Linked DNA regions of Mus musculus: region 1 is linked to region 2. Evidence: chromatin loops called from intact Hi-C (ENCODE). Cell type or tissue: gastrocnemius. All regions are shown on one strand. Each heading gives the region's core, and the rest is flanking DNA. Links, peaks and the distances in the headings are about the cores only.

Region 1 (10,414 bases), core at 966-8,965, 150 kb after region 2:
CAAAGCCCTCCCCGGGACAGTAACACACTTCCTCCATGAGGCCACACCTCCAAATCCTTCCCAAACAGTTCCACCAACTGGGGAAACAAGTATTCAAGCTATTGAATCCAGCTATTCAAGCAGTTTCAGGGAACTCTCTGAAACTGGCCAAATTCACTAGGCTCCTCCATGCCAGAGTAAGGAATAAAAGCTGAGAGTCCCCTTCAGACTGAAGGAAGCTGAGCTAAAAGAAGACTCACAGAGGAGAAAAGCTACAGAGAAGACTCAGGCCAGACCAGCTGCCTTGAGGTAGCAGAAATGTTGCACAGTTGCCTGGAAGAGGTTTAGACCAACGAGTCTCTTGGAAAGGATACTCTCCCCAAGTGTTAATACCAAGGATTAAATAGCAGAACCTTTTGGGTCATTCTCATTCAGATCACCATACCAACCAATCCTGAGGTACTTTAACTAATGCATTCTGACTAATGTCAGGCCTGCTGACAAGTCATTCCTCACCCCTCCCCAGCCCTCTCTCATCAGCCATTCTGATGTTGCTGCCTCTGGACCTGATGCCCAGCAGCCTCCTGGCCTGCAAGACAGCCAGGTACTCCATATCTGAAGTTCCCTGCCTTCCTCGGTGTTTTGCTCCTCTTGTTTTTCTAAATAGCACACTCACTTGTGCCATGTGATATTCATTTCAGAGGATGAAACATATGTCACCATCGAGTGACAACTTTTATCACTGGGTATCTGATAACAAAGTTACACAAAGACCCTGATATTTGAAAATCTTATTTTTGTAAAATTAACATCAGTGACATTCTGAAGTTGAAGTTGGAAGGCAACAGACAAGAACAGGGGCCAAATTAGTCCATCCGAAGCCTAGAGTTCCACCCTTTACTCAAGATCCCTTGGGGGCCAGGCTAATGCAGGATTTACAATAAGCTATCATTATCATTCTGGATATTAAATAGTAGGAAAGGATAATTATGTTCTTGTTATGTAATTAAAAATTAAGTGCAATTAAAAAATTGTTCTCCAGCATCCTGGTGACTTGTTTTAGAGAATACTGAAGCACCCAGCATCCACTGTAAGTACTGATGCTTCATCTAGCAAGCACTTACTAAGTGTGCCCCATGCACCAGTCTCCTTCTCAGGGACCAGTTGTAACAGTTTCCTTAGAGAACTAAACACACCGACCTGCAGGGAAGCGCCTTAAAGCAAGAAGGTAACTTAAAATAGCTTCAGGAAGTTCCTGAAACTGACCAGATTCACTAGGTCCTACCCTGCCAGAGAAAGGAATAAAATCTGACAGTATCCCTCAGACTGAAGGAAGCTAAGCTGCAAAGAAGACTCACAGGAGAAAAGCTACAGAGAAGACTCAGATCAGACCACCTGCCTTGAGGAACCTGGAACCAGAAACCAGTGCAGCTTCCTGGAAGAGGTTTAGACCAACTGGGTCACTTGGAAACGATACTCTCCCCAACCTGTTAGGCTGCCTGCAGGCTGGGTAGTGAACTCTCAAGTTTTCAGGTTTTGTGAGTTGTCACCCATGCTGGGGTGGGCCTTGATGATAAAGCTGTCTTTGAATCATTTCTGCTCCTGTAAGCAACCCTTCACCCATATTCCTATAAGAAACCCCAATAAAACTACTTGGTTCATCAAGTTTAACTTTGATGGTATCCATACTTTGATCTATCATGGATTCCCCATCTGGGGTGAGTATTCATGTATGTTGCATCTCCCCAGGAAAAGTCTATCACATGACAGGAGCTCTCTGTTGAGGGAGGGATATAGAAAACAGGACCGACCACTATGGCAAAAGTGATGAGCAATGTGACATAGCAATGTACAATGGCAGTGACAAGGGAAGCCCTAAGAAAGGCCCTCCTACAGAAAGGAGAGCCTAAGAAAGGACCTCCCTGCAGGAAGAAAAGCCTGGACAACTCATGATAGATAGGAAGGTGGGTGGGTAGAAGAATGGATAGATAGATAGATAGATAGATAGATAGATAGATAGATAGATAGATAGATGATAGACAGACAGATATGGGTGGGTGGGTGGATGGATAGATGGATTCATGGGTGAGTTAATGAGTGGGTGGATAGATGCACAGATAGATGGATGGACAGATAGATTCATGGGTGAGTTAATGAGTGGGTGGGATGGCACTGTTAAGTGAAGGCACCAGCCTTTGCCTAGTTGGCACACACCTAAAGGTAGTGCCTAGCACAGGACTGATCCACGGTCACAGATTTTCGAGCACATCACAATCCTTTCTCCCTTTGCGGATCTTAATGTTTCCCTGTGGGAAATAGACCTGAAAACCCACGCCATCAGAACTGAGGATGCCGTCGGTGCTGCAGAAAGGACACTGCTTGGGGATCCGCATCACATTTCACTGTAACGGACCTCTGGGAGCTAGCATCCCTTCCTCCACCGTGAGCACTCCACTCTCTAAGCCTTGTACATGATCCAACCCGGGACCATTTGCCTCGACTAAGCCCATCTGACAATAGAGGCTATTGAGGAGCAGAGAGTCTAAGTAAGTTTGAAGTCAGGCAGATTGGGCCAAATGCCTAGCTCTGCCCATAAATGTGCATGAGTTACTACACACTATCTGAGTCTCTCAAGAACCTAAAGGTGAAATCAGACAACGCCTAAAACACCCGGCCAATGGGAAGTGACTGATAACGGTGCTCTTTGTGGCCCAAGCTAGGAAGTTGCAGAAACTGAATTCTGTGTTTTCTACCAACCATACTGGTATTTTTCATTAAAGTCACAGGAAAGATCCAAAGTTACGGTTGGGGTTCAATATATGCAGTGACGAGCCCAGCAACCGTTCTGGAGTCTGTAGTGTTTAGAATCAGTCTACATTCTTCCTTCGCTCTAGCTGTGTGAGGCTCTTTCTCAGTCTTTGATGGCACTGAGCCATTCGTTCTCCCCGCCTGCCCCCTGGTGATGAATGTGGAAATTGCAGCCTCGATATTCCACCTGCATCCCTTCGAGGAAGCCAGGCTCACGGTTGCTTCACGATGCCATCTAGTGACGTCTGCTGGCATTTTTGCAGAGCAGAAAAGGGAGTTCGTGCTTGGGAAAATGATTGAAGCTGCCATGGCTGGACCTCACTCCTCAGTTCAACATTCACTGGCTGCGTGACCGCGGGCATATTACTTCTTCAAATGCTATCCATCTCAAAGAAGTTTTATGATAGATACGATAACGGAGCTAAAAACACCTCAAAGGGTAGATGCTCTCTTTCTCGCAGGACAAAAATTAAACAGACCACGATTAAAGTTATCAAAACTGGATTTCTAAGCTTCAGAGAAAATAAAAGGTCTTGGTAGAATAGAATAGGGCACAGGGCATGAAGAATAGTCGGCGGGATTGTTAAACTATTCCCGGTGCAGTGAAGAGTTAAGACAACATTCCACAACTGACCTTGACCTTCAGGAGTGACCTCTGCTTCTGTGGCTAGGACTCAGCAGACTGAAGATGGATATGCCGAGAAATGAGTGGGTAAAGGATGGGTGTACTGCTGGGGCGGGGGACGTATGAATGAACAGTAGAGTGGATGAGTGGACGGATGACCTAGTGGGTGGGTGAGGGGCTAAATGAGCAGGTGAATGGGTAGGTAGGTGGACTAATGAACAGGTGACTGAATGGTTGGGTAGATGGATGGGTAAATGAGTGGGTTGGTGAATCAAGAGGTAAGTAGGTGGATGGTTGGATAGATGGATGAGCAGGTGGGTGAGTGGGTGGGTGGACAGGTAGATGGATAGTGGTAGATGTTCTAGCAGTACCAGAAAGGACTGTGGGCTGGATGTTCTAATCAGAATGCTGTAGAAGAGGCATTAATTAAAGTGGGTTGGGACCTGAAGGATGAAGAGGGACTTTGTTGAAGACCAGCTGGAGTCATGGTTCTCAACCTCCCTAAAGCTGTGACCCTTTAATAGGGCTCCTCATGTTGTAGTGAGCCCTTAACCATAAAATTGTTCTTCTTGCTACTTCATAACTGTAATTTTGCTCCTGTTATGAATCAGGGTGTAACTAACTGATATGAAGGACATCTTATATGCATTTTATATGAAAGGGCTGTTCAACATCCCCCCCGGGGGGGTCACAATGCACGGGTTGGAAACTGCTGAACTTGACCAAAGATGGGGTCAGGGTCTTGGCCTACAAGGGAAGGAGCCCATGGGAGCACTTGAGCAGAGGCTGATGTGGAAAAACACTGTGCACGGAAGCTAAAATGGCTTCTGTATACCAGAAACCAGCTCAGGTTGGGCCAGAAACCAGCTCAGGTTGGTCAGATGCAGAGTTCAGGCCGGGGTCCGGGAAATCAGTACTGAGCAGACAAACGGAGCATCTCACAAACGGAACATCTCCTGGCATCTGTGCTTCTCAGCCGGCTCCACTGGGGAGTTCTCTTTCATATTCAGCCCATCTGTGTGAGACTGTATGAAAAATTAAATATGCTTGATCTCCTGAATTAGAGTAATCTCCTGGTCAGGGTTAGATGCATTTCTAAATTCTTTCCTAATTTAATTTTTTTTTCAATGCCGCAAAGGTGTAACTTGCAGTAAATAACTTGTAAATAAGTAACTCACAACAAATAAAAGTTCATTAACGTTAAATGTGAACCTTTGGACAGAGGCTACTGCTCACAGATAGATGCTTTCCACCATATACAAGGCTCTGGATTCAGTCCCCAGCACGGGATAAACAAGCACCGGTCACATGACCGTCTTTATGCTTGGCTGCCCAAATTGTGGCACAGGCTGTCTGCAGCCTCAGGATGGTTCTTGAATGTCCCTTCCTAGTTCATACTCACTGTCAAGTCACATGCACTCTGGCCTTTGCCCCTGCTGTTTTTGCCTGTTCTTCATACGGGTGGGATGATTCATATATATGTGTGTGTTATGTTTACATATATGTACACATATTATATAAATCACATGTATATGTCATATATACACATATAAGCATCTCACACATGTTTACACACACACATACACACAAACACAACACACTTGGGTCTAACTTCTTTTGCTGATTATATATCTGTAAGATCAGTCCATGCTGGACATTGGGTTGCTGTCAGTTTGGGGCTACAGTGGAAAAGATTTTGATGAAATCACAAACCAGTCTTTTACCAGATGTCTATACTTGTTTCTCTTGATTATATACCTAGAAGTGGAATCTCCAAATTACACAGTTGGACTTCCATAAGTACTCACCATTTTAAAAAAATTATACTCAATTTGTAAATAATACTTAATGACCTAAGAACCTTAGCTACACTACAGGAGTGACATCTCTTAGAAGTGAACTTTCATGTATTGCTGAATGTGTGAAGGAATGCCAGAACTCACACCCAGAAACTGCAGAGGGAAACTGATTTGTCCAACTTAGCGTTAATATAGACCAAGTGGATGTGATTAAAGAAAGCTCCCTAAAATGGACAGTGCCCAGGGGTTGGAGGGATGGCTTGGCGGGTTAAGAGCTCTTGCTGCCCCTGCAGAGGACCTGAGTTCAGTCCCCAGCACCAATGTTGGGGATTTTATAGCCACCTATAACTCCAGGGGATTCAGCTCCCTCTTCTGGTCTTCTAAAGCAACTGCACTCATGTGGTACAAGCTCATACGGGCATACATACATATAAATAAAAGTGCATCATTTTTTAAGCAGACAATGCCTTTCAGAGTCACCAGTGTCTGAGCAAAGTCAGGCAGCTCTGCTCCCTCAAAATGATGCTTTTAGTAGTTGGCTCATGTTACCCCCCAGTCACAGGAGATCCATTCATATCAATAGGGTCCCAACTCACAACAGAAAGCCTTCTTGGCCTTCTCAAATAGCCCCTATTAGAGTGACAATACGCAAGCAAGGTGAAGCCTTCGTCGTTCGTTCAGCCTCTCAGGAAGCCTGGCCTAGAATCAGAGAGGCCTAAGGTGACTTCCCAGCCATAGCAGAAACGCCTCTGTACTGGAAAGACCCCACTCGGACCATTCTCCCTCGGACTATAGCCTCTGTTGGATGTCCAAGTGCTCTCCACTGCCCACTTTTCTTCTTCTGTGTGTTTCTTGGTCTGGGTTCTTCATGTCCCTGAATTTGTACCATCTTTGCATAGCTCCAGTCACTAAGGAGCCATCCTTTGTGAGGCTTATCCACCAGAACATGGAGTTCTGGGGACCTTGCTCTTGCCGTAGCCATAAGAGTTTGACCTCAGGGCTGGTGAGATGGCTCAGTGGTTAAGAGCACCACCAACTGCTCTTCCAAAGGTCCTGAGTTCAAATCCCAGCAACCACATGGTGGCTCACAACCATCCATAAGGAGATCTGACACCCTTTTCTGAAGACAGCTACAGTGTACTTACATATAACAAATAAATAAATCTTTCACAAAATGAGAGTTTGACCTCAGATAAAACTGAGTTTCTTTTCATAATCTTAGTCCCCAAAGCTGCTATGGACACACTTCTGTATACTCTCTGGCTCACAGACAACAAAGACTAAGTCTGTTTCTCATAGCTCTGGAATTGGGAAGTCCAGAATCAAGGCACATCAGTATATCTGATGTCTGGTGAAAGCCTGCTTCTTGGTCCAACCTTCTCTTGTGTCTTCGCTTGTTCTCGTTAGCTCCAGTCAGGGCTGTAATCCGTTCACGGAAGCTCTGTCCTCATTGGCTGTCAGTTCTCAAGGACAGGCTTCCACATATGTTTGGGGGGGGGGTGCAGATGTTCAGTCCACACAACCCCCCTTTGGAACATTAAAGTCCATCAGGAAAACAAAGGCGAAGATGAAGCGAGGAGATCCAGTTGGATCAGGATTCCAATTTGATGGCGGGATAGATGCACTCTGGGGGCAAGAGTCATCCGTGGGTAATATCACAATTTGGGGGGCAGAAATAGAGGAACAAGATATAGAAAGAATGTGCATGTATTGTGCATGCATGAACATGCAGGTGCATGTATGTGAATGTTCATATAGAGCCCAGCAGACAATCTTGGGTGTTGGTCCTCAGGTTTCATCTATATTTTTTCTTTTTAAATTTTGAACCATGGATTCTCACTGCCCTGGAGCTCATCAAGTAGTAGGTTAGATTAGCTGGCCGATGGGTTCAGGGGGGTTGCTTGCCTCTGCCTCCCCAGCACTCCGAGTTCAGGCACATGCTGTCATACCCACCTTTTCACATGGGCTCTAGGGATCAAACTCAGATCCTCATGTTAAGTACTTTACCAGCTGATCCATCTCCCCAGACCCAGCCACACAGTTCTGAAAATAACACACTCATGAATCCCTCTTGCCTGCATGTAGTCATTATTCAACACATTTGAGATCTGACCAGAAGCCTTTGGGTTATGATCACTTTACCTCAAAGAGTTTCCTGTGGTATATGTGGTAGAAAGACTTTGATCAGCTGTGGAGCGACTTTAGATCAGATATGGAGATTTCAGCTAATCAGCTCCAATCTGCTGTCCATCTCAGAGATGGAAAGGCCGGCCACGTAAAAGAGGGGAGCTTTGAGCTTTGAGCTTTGAGGAAGCCTTTGGGATTCTACTTAAGAATACAGAGCAAGCATCCTGTATGTGTAGGGTGTGTGGAGTGCCTTAGCCAGGCTCATGAGAAGTGAGGGAGATGGTGTTTTTAACAGAGACTATGATGGTTGTTCTTGGTTGTCAACTTGACCACATCTGGAATTAACTAAAACCCAAGCAGCTGGGTCCACCTGTGAAGGATTTTTTTTTCTTAATGAAATCATTTGAAGTAGGAAGGCCAGCTTTTAAATCTGGACCTTTTGAAGTGAGAAGATCCATCTTTAATCTTGGCCACACCTTCTACTGGTAGCCTATAAAGGACATGGAAGAAGGCTGGCTCTTTGCTTGCTCTCTCGCACTGGCAAGTCCATTCCTTCACTGGCTTTAGAGCCTACTTCTTTGGGATTGTGATGTATACTAAAGACCAGCTGACACATCAGCTTTGTGGGCTGAACAACTACTGGATTCTTGGACCTTCCATTGGTAGACAGCCTTTGTTGGACGAGCAGGACCAAAGCCTGTAAGCCATTCTAAAAAAAAAAAAACACACACACACACACACATACATATACACATATGTGTGTGCATATATATGCATATATACATATGTATATGTGTATACATGTATATTTTATAAGTGTATATGTATATATATATTCATTCAATAAGTTCTGTTTCTCTAGAGAACCCTGCCTAATACAGGAACCAAACTTTGGGTGAAGAACAAAGGCTAGATTATATGAAAACAGAGGCTGTATTTGGCCATGTTTGATGCCAGTAAACATAAATTGTTTGATGAATAACTATCTGAATGAGTAAATGAGGAGATGGAGGGAGAAAGGGGTAAATTTCCTTTTGAATGATGTTTTGTTTGGTGATAATTTGAAACACATATGATGAATTTTAGTCCCATCATGTCAAATCCCTCTCATCCCCTCTTCCTTTTATTCATGAAACTTCTCTTTTTCCCAAGTCTTCTCCCATTCCTTCATCATTGTGTGTGTGTGTGTGTGTGTGTGTGTGTGTGTGTGCGCGAGTTTAGTTAGGCCTGCTAGCATGAGCAAGCTGGGAAGTTACTGACTGGGGCACGAGCTTCTTATCAGTGGCTACACTACCAAAGAGAATGATGGCCCTTCCCTCAGGGGACCATTAGCTGCTGATAGCCCCTCAGTAACAGGGACCCAGACCTTAGCACAACTGCCTCCATGATGGAAGTACCATTCAGGCTGTAAGTCTCAGCACGTAGACAGAACCACCTGCCAAAAACTACAAAGGCCTAGTCCATCAAAGTCCGTAGTTCCGAGAAAGTCTAAAAATGTACTAACCTTGCTTTTTGGCTTCTGTAGTTCCACTTCTGGCTCACAGTCCTTGTTAACTGAAGTACATTAACCCAGAACATGTTCTTTGTGCTTCAAAGCTCACCCTGAGAAAGTCCTGGGCCCAAGCTGGGATCCTGATTACCCAACGGGATGACTTCCCATTGGCTTAAACCCATGTCTGAGCAGTGTTCATTGAGCATTACCCCACAACATCTCAGGGAGAGGTGAGACCTCTCCAAAACTTCAAAAGATGCCCATAAAAGGGTGGGGAGGGATAGGAAGAGGAAGAGGAGGAGGAGGAGGAGGAGGAGGAGGAGGAGGAGGAGGAAAGGATTCATGCATATCTACTTTCCTTGGTTTCCCTTTATGCACCAGGACTGCCAGTTTGCTGAGTGGCATGTATCTTTATTATCCCACACTGGAAGTGGTATTCTTTCTGGATGGACATTTGCACTTATGAGGACTTATTTCTAGCCAAGTTAATAATGCATCTAAAGAAAAAAAAAGAGGCTTGTGCATTTGGCTAGAGCTTATTAATATGATTCAATTTTAAAAGGGCTGTTACTTCAGAGCCCTGATGTCTGGGATGCTGTTAAAGAACCGCCTTTTCTCCCTGCCCCCCTAAGAGTCACCATGACAACAGAGAGGTACCCCATGCCCTGAGTCAATCACAGATTTGTCTACATAGGGGTTCAAATTATTCTTCTTTGCCTTCCTTGGCCAAAGTCCCGACTTCAGGTCCAGACTGAGCTGGAGTCTCAATCCATCAATATTTATGATGACGACGTCGCCATTCATTAACAGACACTCCATCCGCAGACATGAGCGGATCCTGCAGGTTTGAAGCACTCTGGGTACTTGGGCACCAGTGTCTGGGAAGCTGAGGAGCCTCTACCACAAGTCATAGTCACTCAGAGCTGAAAGAGTCACGTAGTCAGCCTGCAGGGAGGACCCAGGGCCTGCACGAAGATCTCAGGCGAAGAATCATGATACACAATGCATAGACTTCATGGCTCTGTACTGACAAGCCATCCCAGACAGGACTGGGAAACTACAGTTGGTCTCAATTTTACATAAATTTGACAAATTGCTGGGTCACCTTGGGCATGTCACTTAATTTCTCTAGCCTTTACTTTTATCCCTCTATGAAATGCCATGAAGGTTTCCCCTTGTTGTGTGACAAGACTTTCCCTGGGTGGAAGCAACATATATATAGGTCGACTCACCTCAGATAGAGAGTGCACACCAGCCCAAAGTACAGGTGATAACACACCCAGCTTGGTGAAGCAATAAGTTTTATTGGGGTTACTTGAAGGAACATGAATGAAAGGTTACTTCTAGGAACAGAAATGACACAAAGAGAGCTACATCACCAGAGTTCACCCCAGCTCACAAAATCTGGGAACCTGGAGCTCACTGCACAACACTGCTCATCTGCAGACAGCTCAGGGGTCGGAGGATGCTCTTTTCAGGAGGTTTAGTGGGTCTGAATCTCTTCCAGGCAGTTCTGCTGGTCTCTGTGTCTTCTCCCAGGTAGCTGGGCTCCTCTCAGTCTCTGCCGCACATCCTCTCAGAGAG
Region 2 (10,414 bases), core at 749-8,748:
GTCAGTCACATCTTAATGTATTTTTAACAATTTTTATATTTGAGAATTTATTTTATTTATGAGTCCACTGTAGCTGTCTTCAGACACAGCAGAAGAGGGCATCTGGTTCCATTTACAGATGGTTGTGAGCCGCCATGTGGTTGCTGGGAATTGAACTCAGGACCTCTGGAAGAGCAGTCAGTGCTCTTAACCCCTGAGCCATCTCTCCAGCCCTGTGTTCAACAGTTTTAAGAGTTTTTTTGGTAGTTTCTTTATATTCTTTTGTGTATAGAATCATACCATCTACAAATAGAGGTGTTTGGACTTCTTTCCTGGTTTTCTTTTATTTGTCTGCTTAGGTTGTGGCTTTAGTTTAAGACTTCTAGTATGATTGAATAAGAGTATAGAAAATGGACACCTTTGGATTATATTAACAAAATACAGGTTTGTCGTGTAACTTTTTCGATACTGAGGTTCCTTTTATTCTGAGTGCACTTGAGACTTTAACGTGAAAGGCATAAATAACATTTATTGATATGTATATTAAACAGTCTCTATCTCTGGACTAAAACTAGCTTCATGGTTGTGAATGATCTTTTTAAATGTATTTTTGAATTCTGTTTGCAAGTAGCTTGTTGATAATATTTGTGTCTATGTTCATCAGGGAAATTGATGTAGAGTTTTGTTTCATCTTGGTTCGGTATCAGGCGAATAGGAGCATCGTAAGGGAGTTTGGTAATGTCTCTTCCTTTTCTAGCCTAGGAACACTGGAGGAACACTGGAAAGTCTGATAACCTGGGCTTTTTTGTTTTTAGATTTTGAATTACTAATGTAATCATAATTGCTCATCTTCATGTTATTTTTGTAGGCCATATGCATCTATAAATTCACCCATTTCTTTCAGCTTTTCCAACTTAGTGGGGTGTTACTTTTTAAGGTAAGACCTAATGATGTTATACACTTCATCAGTGTCTGTTGTGATGGCCCCCCTTTCTTCTAATTTATTTTGCTTTGTTGAGACAGAATTTCTCTGTGTGTACCGTACCTGTCCTGGAACTCACTTTGTAGATTAGGCTGGCCTTAAACTCACAGAGGATCACCTACCTACCTCTGCTTCCAGAGTGGGCCACTACCAACGGTCTTCTTCCTTCCTTCCTTCCTTCCTTCCTTCCTTCCTTCCTTCCTTCCTTCCTTCCTTCCTTCCTTTCTTTCTTTCTTTCTTTCTTTCTTTCTTTCTTTCTTTCTTTCTTTCTTAATAATTAATTCCTATTTCTTCTTTTAGTCTAGCTGAGGGTTTAACAACTACATCTAGCTGTTTAACCAAATTTTTGTTTCATTGACTCCTAGTATTTTGTTATTGTTTCTATTTCATTGATTTCTTCCCTGATGGCACTATTTTTTTCCCATGGAGGGATTGGGATTTGATTTGTTTTTGTTTTTCCAAGGCCCTAAGTTGTATCATTAAGTAAATTCATTTGCTGTCTTTAACTTCTTACTGGAGGCACCAATAGCTGTAAACTGCCCACTTAAGACCACCTTCATAATTTTTCCATGGATTTTGGAATGTTGTATTTTCATTTTTCTCTAGGACTTTTTAAAAAAAATTCCTTCCTGGTCTCAGTTATTCGTTCATCGTCCAGCATGGTGGGTGCAGTAGCCATGAGTTTGTACATGCCCTATAGTTTCTCTCTCTTTAAAAAATGATTACATTATTTGGGCATGCACAGCAACCAAGGAGAAGAGGAGAGAATAAATAACAGTAGTGGGACGATAGTCCCATTCCTGTCTGCACTCACTTGTTTGCTTTTGTGAGTTAATGTGAGTTTTCCAGAATGGCACCCATGTAAACTTCTGCAGTACAGGTGGTTAATGCTGATTTGCAGGCTTGTAGAGCTTTGTCCCAAACTCCCCTTGTGACCAGGTGTGTGTTGTCCTGTGGGAGCATAAAACACAGTATAGGTCATGTAGATTGATGTGGGACCTTATCATGTAGATGTCAAGTTATCTCTATAGATAAACTCTTAGTAGAAGTAATGTCAGCCTGGAGAGATGGCTCAGCAGTTAGGAGCTCCTGACTGCTCTTATAAAGGGCCATGGCGGTGCACTGGGAGGCAGAGGATCTCTGTGAATTGGAGGCCAGGACTATACAGTGATACCTTGTCTCAAAAAACAAAACAACAACGAAAGACTAGTCTGTGACTCAATTGCAGGGATTCCAACACCCTGTTTTGGCCTTCATGGCAACAGACATACATGTAGTGTACATGTATGTAGTATACATGTGAGCAAACATGCATACACATCAGAACTTATTTAAAAAGAATAAAAACATCTTCCAGAAATCTAAAAGGTTGAATGTGTCAACACCATCCTCACACACACACACACACACACACACACACTCATCACTAAATACATACTTATTATAAGCAACATTCAACCAACTTGATGTAGTTGGCATTTCTAGATCACTCTAGACAATGAATATGGCGTATTCAAGGTAGACCATATGTTGGATGACAGGAAGTGAGAATAAATTTGTAAGAAACCTTAGAGAGGAATGTAGAAAGATACCTGGAATAGCCTCACCAATATGCTGAAGTTAAACAGCATACTTCTAAGTAACACATGAATCAAAGAAGAAATGAGATTTGTCCAGAAAACAATTTTGAAGTAAAACAATGTAAAAAGTTTCAAAGCTTCCAGAAAAGAATGTGCCCCAAAGGATAGAGAACAACTTTTACACTAAGGAGGAGAACATGTAATCAATGCTACTTGAAACTAGGAAATGATCAAATTAATCCCTAAATAGAAAAAAGAAAAGTGATAAAGCTGTCCACTAAGAAAATGAGAAACATCTGTAAAATCAACAAGAGTAAGAAAGACTCCAGTTAGTGTGACCAGAAGCATCGAAGCATCCAATAAGAAGTGCAGATGCGGGCTGGTGAGATGGCTCAGTGGGTAAGAGCACCAGACTGCTCTTCCAAAGGTCCGGAGTTCAAATCCCAGCAACCACATGGTGGCTCACAACCATCTGTAACAAGATCTGACGCCCTCTTCTGGAGTATCTAAAGACAGCTACAGTGTACTTACATATAATAAATAAATAAATCTTTAAAAAAAAAAAAAAAAAGAAGTGCAGATGCCTGAAGGGCCGAGAGCAAGAGCTGTAGCTGCTCAGAGGAAATTCAAAAGTCTCTGAAATGAGTCGGCACAGTGCATCTCCGATCATCACAGACTACTCAACAGCTGCTCCTTCCTTTGTGTTTCAGAGGCAGCTCCAGACTCCAGTGTGTGTGGCACTTCCTGTGAAGGAATTAGGAGGACAGCTGCTGGGATGAGTCCCAACCCCAGGTCTCAGAGCCACATTCTAGATTCCCCTTAGCTCTTTTTTTTTTTTTTTTTTTTTAAGGAGGAAATGATGGAGCAGACACGTGTGTGCGCATCTTCTTTTTTTTTTTTAAGATTTATTTATTTATTATATGTAAGTACACTGTAGCTGTCTTCAGACACTCCAGAAGAGTGGAGTCAGATCTTGTTACAGGTGGTTGTGAGCCACCATGTGGTTGCTGGGATTTGAACTCCGGACCTTCGGAAGAGCAGTCGGGTGCTCTTACCCACTGAGCCATCTCACCAGCCCTCCCCTTAGCTCTTAATGTGAGTTTCAGTGACACTGCACTGAGTGAAACCCAAACCTCCCAAAAAACCAAAAAAATCTGAAAGGACTGGTATCTGGTTACTGTACCCCTTTTAGAAAACGAGTCTGCTGTCTAGTTGCCATAGAAAGTGGGCCAGAACCACAAGTGGATCTTTGACATACCATCATATTCCAACCTGTTATTTTAAGAACCAAGTTCCAATCTTTCACTGAATTATGACAGTCAGTTCCATTGACTAAACCGATGGCTCTTCCTGCTTCTAGATATACAGAGCCATTGTGGCAAATCTTATAATTCAAATAGACACTTACCTTTGCAGAAATACTTCGGTCTTTGGAAATCTGGGCCTCTAATTTTGCAGGGCCCAAAAGGACCCTGAGTGACTCTGCCCCTTGCAGAAGAACCACATAATCTTTCATCTTCAGTGTGTATATGCTACTTTTGAGTGTTACTTGTGTGCTAAGTCTTCACATGTACCTTCGTTAAACCATTGCAAAGACCTTTAATGCCAGAAGCTTAGGTGTGGTACATGATACAAGAGGCCTGTGGTCATAGTTCCAATTTCCCACACTCTTCCCTTTGAAGTGGCCCATTTGACAAGCAGACCACATTCCTAGTTCACAAATGGTGGTCCTCGTGAGGCAGGCAGGAAGAATCAAACACACATGAAATTCAAGTCAAGTTCCTTTAGAACACATTCCTGAACCTTCTCAAATGTAAGTTGATCGCCAGCTTCTCTGTGGTTTCCTGGCCTCAAGGAACCTACCATGCTTAGCATTTAGATTTCGGCCTCCATTAAAGGAAGACGGCCACTAGGTGGCAGCAATAGCTAGATAAGACCTGTCCGATCATGCTGATGGACCCAGGGATGTCTCCATCTCTGTGAAGTAGATTTCTTTGGTCTGGTACCTATTTTGAGCACTAGGGTAGGAATTGAAGTTTTCCAGAGGCATCACATGTAGATGAGCCTATCTAGGTCCTGTACCTTCCCAACAGCTCTGGCCTGGACATACCAGACATATCTTGGTTAGGTGTTTAGTCTTTGAAGCTGATTCTTTGTATGCTGCTACTCACTGGATTTCATTCTTGCTTTTCAGCTGCTAATCACTGAGCCTTGGCTAGAGCAGTTGGAGAGCTTGGTAGTAGCTGTCCAAGTCCATGCATATGCGCTTTTCAAACGCATGATGCATACTCAGTGTGTTTGTCTCCTTGGTTTTGACAATGGATAAAGACCAGTGTGCCTCTCTCCACTCTGCCCACGTCTTGTTCTCTCTACTTCATCTTGTCTGGAATGAGACCATCATGCTTGAAGCTACCCAGCCAGTAGTGACAAGGCAGTCAGAAGCACATGCTATGGGACTGAATGGAAAGAAAGGAATGTGGATGCCAGGAGCATAGGGGAGCTACCACAACCCTCTGGACAACCCACCGCTCATGCACAAGAAAAGTAAAACCTGCTTCAATCACTAGATTTTGGATTCCTGTTACAAAGGAAAAAAATGAGCAAGATGCAGTTCATCTTAATTATATAATCGTGGAAATGTTAATAAAATTGTAAATTACAAGGATCACCAAAACTCTCAATACCTGTCTGCACATACAAGTATCCCTGGAGGTTTTAGCCATCTGTTCTCCAGATTTACACATTTTCCCAGAGGGTAGCAAACAGGCCGTCCTCTGCACACTCTTCTTTCTGGTTAGTTTCACTTGATATGAAAGTGAGAAAAGCTGCAGGTCGATTGCATTCATGGACTCGTAGCAAACAGGCTACTCCTGGCGTTTTAAAGGTCTTCGGGTTTCTTTTGAGACAGGATCTCTAACTCAGTCTGGCCAGGAACTATTTATGTAGACCAGGCTGGACTCAGACTCAAAGCCATCTGCTTCTGTCTCCTGAATGCTAGGATTACAAATCTGATCTACCATGCCTCAAACTCATGACATTCAAAAAAGTATCTGTTATACACGTGTGCCCATGTATCCAGCTACTTGCAGAAGTCAGAGGAGAGAGTCCGATCCCCTGGACCTGGAGTTAGAGGAAGTTGTGTACTGTTTGACATGGGTGCTGGGAACCAAAATTTGGACCTCAGCAAGAGCCGCAGCACACTTTAAGCACTAAGCCATCTCACCAGCTTTATTCATGGTATTTTGTAGAAAAGAAAAAGAAAAAAGATAGTAAGTCATAACAAAATTGGGTTAATCCCAAGAATTCCAGGATCACTGTTAAATAAGTTATTAGTGTAAATTTACTATACCAGAGGTTTAATGAAGAAAAAACATGATCCTCATGGAAAAGCATTCAGCAAAACTTTGCAAATTAGAGAAGGGGAAATTTTCCTTGGTTTTAAAATAGTACCCCAGCACTAGGGAGATGGCTTCACTGGCTAGCCAGCCTAGCCTAATCACTAAGTCTTAGGTCTCCATCATGAGACCCTGCCTCAAAAGGGTGGAAGTCTCTTGAGTAACTCCTGAGGTTGACCTCTGACCTCCACATGCACTCAGGCGTTATGAGTGTACATACACTCACACACACATAAAAGTCCAAAATACACGGTAGAACAAAAGGCCTAAACAGCCTTGATGCTTGTCCAGAGGTGAGGAGAGGGTCACATTGTAGTTACAAAGTTTGGGATAATTTAAGACCATAGGGCTTGAGTATGGGGATATAGAAAAAACAATGGAGATTAAGGCAGAGCCAAGAACAGACTCACATGCTTAAAGCAGAATCTTGACTGGAAGATGGGTGTGGTGGTGAATGCCTGCAGTCCCAGCGCTTGGAAGGCCTGGGCAGGAGATTCAGAGATTGAAGCCAGCCTGGACTACATAACAAAACACTTGACAAAGAAAAGGAGAAGAAAACAAAAGAAACTTCATTGGGTCAGAAATAGCATAAAACTGGCTGGACCATCCAACAAAATGGTACTGGCTCTGTGGTTATCCACATGAAAAGCTAGCAATCTGGATAGTCGTCGCCAATTGATACACACCTCATGTCCTAGACTATCCCTGTAGGTGGGTTAGACTTAAATGTGACAGGCTAACCTTTTACAACTGTAAGAAATCATAGGAGAAATGTCCCTGTAAACTGGTGGAGGAAAAGGCTTTTCTGTGCTCAATATTAAAGTGCACGCCAGACAGGAAATGACTGGTAGATTAGTCTACATTAAATTTTAGAATGTCTTTTCCTCAAAATACTTCCCCAAAAGGAAAATCTAATCCAAAGCCTGGAAATATTTGCAATGTATACAACTGTCAAGGGATAGAATCGGAATACATAAAAACTTCTATGAATCAGTCCATTAAAGGCAACCCAATAAAAAAATCTGGACAAAGGTCAAAAGTGGGCATTTTACAGGAGAATAAAACCTAATATACCATAATAAATGTGTGTTGGGGGGGTCATCTTAGCAATTAGGAAACAACAAGTTAAATTGCAATGAAATGTGATTTTAAATCTTTCAAAAATGCAGAATCTAATAGGACGATATCAAATGGATGAGGGACAAAGAAATTCTTAGGTGCTGCAGTTGCCTAAAATGAGACTATCAACACAGGGAAAAATATGCATTCTACAGTTGATGCTAATAGCATATAAGCTGGCCGGTTCGCTCCTAGACACAGACCCTAGAGAAAACATAGCTCAGATGTTCCAGGAGTCACACAAGAATGTTCATAGCAGCCTGGTTGCCATAGCAAAACACTGAAAACACTCTCTCTGTCCAAGAACAGGAGAATGCAGAAATTCACATGAGGGAAAATGAATGAACTCCAAGAGCAGCCTGACTTGGTCCAGGAGCCTGGTTTTGAATAAGAAAAGTAGATCATAACGGTAAACAGAAAGTAAGCCAAGGCTGAAAGATCAAAACCTGAGGAACACAACCATGTATCTAGGCAAGCAGGTGCCCGTCAATATGATAAATGAAAGCCAAGAGAACGGTAAACAAGTCCTGATGATAGTCATCTGGGGCAGGAGAAAATATTTTTCTATTCTGTCACTGTATAACAAATTACTCCCAGACTTCACTCAGATATTAAATAATAGGATAGTCACTCACCACTTAGTTTCCAGGGACTAGAACCCTGGGTCCTCCAGGACTCTCCGAAGTGGCATTGGATCTGCCAGGAGGGGAGAGAGGCAATTGAGGAAGGATCAGCTTCCACACTTTCCCGTTATTACTGGGCTGAGGGTTCTGGATCCCCCAGTAGTTTGTCCTTGATTCCCCCTCCCCCCTCAGGGAAGCTCTAAACCCCTAAATGCTTTACCACGCTGCCCATTGAAACAGCCTGGTGTGTAGCACTTTTGGGGACCCGTTCTCTCTAGCTCCTCATCTTTCCCCATCCTCTGACTGCACCCTATCTGTCTCTTAGGCAGGTTGACTAACCAATCTCTCCCCGTTTACATCTGGGTGCCTGACCCAGGACCCACCCAGCACATGAGCAGGGGAAGCAGTGTGGACTAAGAGAAAAGCTGGGGCCATTCTGCGGTGAAATGTGTTGCCATGACAAAAGAGTAAAGGGCTGTAAAGTTCCCAGTAGTGTGGGGTTATAAAGAATAGGAGGAGGAGGAATGGTCACATTTAAGAACTTTGGAATTTCAGACAATAGATTGTATATTTGTGCTTGCTTGAAATATCCATCATTGAGAGAAGTTTCCTTTTTCCAAATGAGACTTCGCATCTTGAAAAAAATCAAACCTACAGAAGTTTTTAATCTATGCCCTTCATTTATAAACTCATTTGTTAACATCTTGGTACATTTACTCTGTGTGTGTGCATGCACACAGCACACACTTGTGTCTTAAGTGAGAGTCTTTGAGGATGTCCACATCCTAATGTCAGGACATGTGTATATGGCAAGGAGTGATTCAGGCTCCTAGTCCGCAGACCTTAAGCTAAGATACTATCCGGGGCTACTAAGGCAAGTCCAGTTCAATCACGAGTGTCTTTGTAATTGGGAAGAAAGAGAGAGAAGAATCAGGACCAGAGAGAGATTGTGAGAAAGATTCAGTCAGCTCTTACCGGTGTTTTTAGATGAAGGAGGCCGTGAGCCAAAGAATTCAGGCAAATTCTGGGAGCTGAAAAAGGCCAAGAAAAAAAGAAGGCTGGAGTTTCCAGAAAAGAATGCAGCCTAGTGGGGCCCATCTCAGACCCCTGGCTTTCATGACGACAAAACAGTAAGTCTGGGTTCCTTAAAGCCACTAGGTTGGTGGTAGTTTGTTGTATTATACAGCCCTGTATTGCAGTGACCTGAGAAAAATCACTTTGTATCAAGCAAGGTGTGTTTTTGGCTCATGGTTTTAGAGGCTTCAGAGAGCCGTCACTTGGTTCCATGGCAAGACAGAATATCTGGGCAAGTGTACATGGGTAAGAAAGCAAGCCACTCCCTTCATAGCATCTGGAATCAGGATCCCAGCATCCCCCTACAAAAACACACCCTGTGATAGCTAATCTTGGTTGTCAACTTGACATACCTGGGAAAAGCTAATCTCTGTTGAGAAACTGTTTCCATTAGATTAACCTGTGGGCATGTCTGTGAGGCATTTTCTTGATTGCTGATGGATGGAGAGGAGTCTCAGGCCTCTGTGGGCAGATTCACCCCTGAGCAGGTAGTCCTGAATTACGTAAGCAAGCTAGATGAGCAAGCCAGGGAACATGAGCCAGTAAACTGGTCCTCTGTGCTCTCTGCTTCAGGGCCTGCTCTGACTTCCCTCCACGGTGGGCCATATGCTGTAGGCTAAGTAAGCCCTTTCTGCCTTCAAGTTGCCCCAGGTCAGAGTGATTTATTCCAGCAACAGAAAAAAAAAAAAAGGACATATCCAGTGACCTTACTCCCCAGAGGCCTCATCTGATGCAATCACAGTAGGGCCTTTTAATTCAAGCTTGCATGGGCCCTTCAGCACACCTGTCACACAGTTTTGGTGATGAGCCCCGAATGTCTATTGGGTCAAAACTTTATAGTAAGCAGCAAGCGGTGGCAGAGTGGGGAAAGAGGAGGAGAAAGAAGAGAAGAAAGCAACAGCAATCTTGAGGAGGCTAAATTACCAGAAATGAGAGGAATGGCATTGCTACTGATTGATTCTGCATTGACTCAAAAAGATAATAAGGGAATCCTAAGCCTGGATCGATGGTACTTTTTTTTTTTTTTTTACAATTATATGAAATGGGACAATTTTTTGAAAAGTATAAACGACCACAGTTTATCCCAAAACATATGGATAACTGGAATAGCTCTATATCTTTAAAAAAATAATTACTTTCCTATTTTAAAATAAAGAAAATCCTGTAGTGCCAGGGAAGAGTAGTGATCCTCAAAAACACAGATCTAATGCAGCCCACAGCAGGGTCTTTATTCAAGCTAGCTCGGGGCCCCTCTAATGCACCGCTGTCACGAAGGATGGTTTTGGTGGTAGGGATCCCTGAATATCTATCAGGGCAAGGCGTTATAGTAAGCAGCAAGTGGGGGGTAAGTGTGCAAGCATCTGATTGAAAAGCTGCTGTGGCCTTCAACATAATTGGCTGTGCTGGGAGTCCTATCATAAACTTCATTTCCCTCTGCGTTGCTGGCCGTTAAGCAGGGGGTGGGCTTATAACCTGGGGTGCAGATTTGTTGCGGGAATAACCTGGAGATGCGGGGGTCGGGGGAGGAGGGTAAGCCTAGAGACTGGAGCTAGGCTTGGGGTTTGTTGTGGGGCAACATGGGAACTCATGCTAGGTACTAGCCTGTTAGTTCACCTGCGTTTAAACTTAGGTCAGCTTCTTTAAAATGGAGTCTGAATTTAA

The links. A loop is a pair of places that touch in the nucleus more often than their neighbours do. Peaks named below come from ENCODE experiments on the same cell type or tissue, not always from the same donor. Only the 100,000 strongest peaks of a DNase experiment are listed, where the experiment ranks them.
Region 1: it touches region 2 in a loop (15-fold over the local background); 37 of 42 quality-filtered maps call a loop at or near these places.

What each region holds. Positions count from the first base shown.
Region 1 is chr9:96,909,375-96,919,788 of GRCm38, reverse strand. No RefSeq gene overlaps it. Among named protein-coding and RNA genes, the nearest start is that of Gm51657, 17 kb to the right of the region's middle. In gastrocnemius, for the core only: no CTCF peak of the experiment used is centred there; DNase peaks (open chromatin) are centred at 2,620, 2,965 and 4,739.
Region 2 is chr9:97,062,977-97,073,390 of GRCm38, reverse strand. No RefSeq gene overlaps it. Among named protein-coding and RNA genes, the nearest start is that of Gm19325, 13 kb to the right of the region's middle. In gastrocnemius, for the core only: a CTCF peak has its summit at 4,462 (motif pointing right); a DNase peak (open chromatin) is centred at 4,453.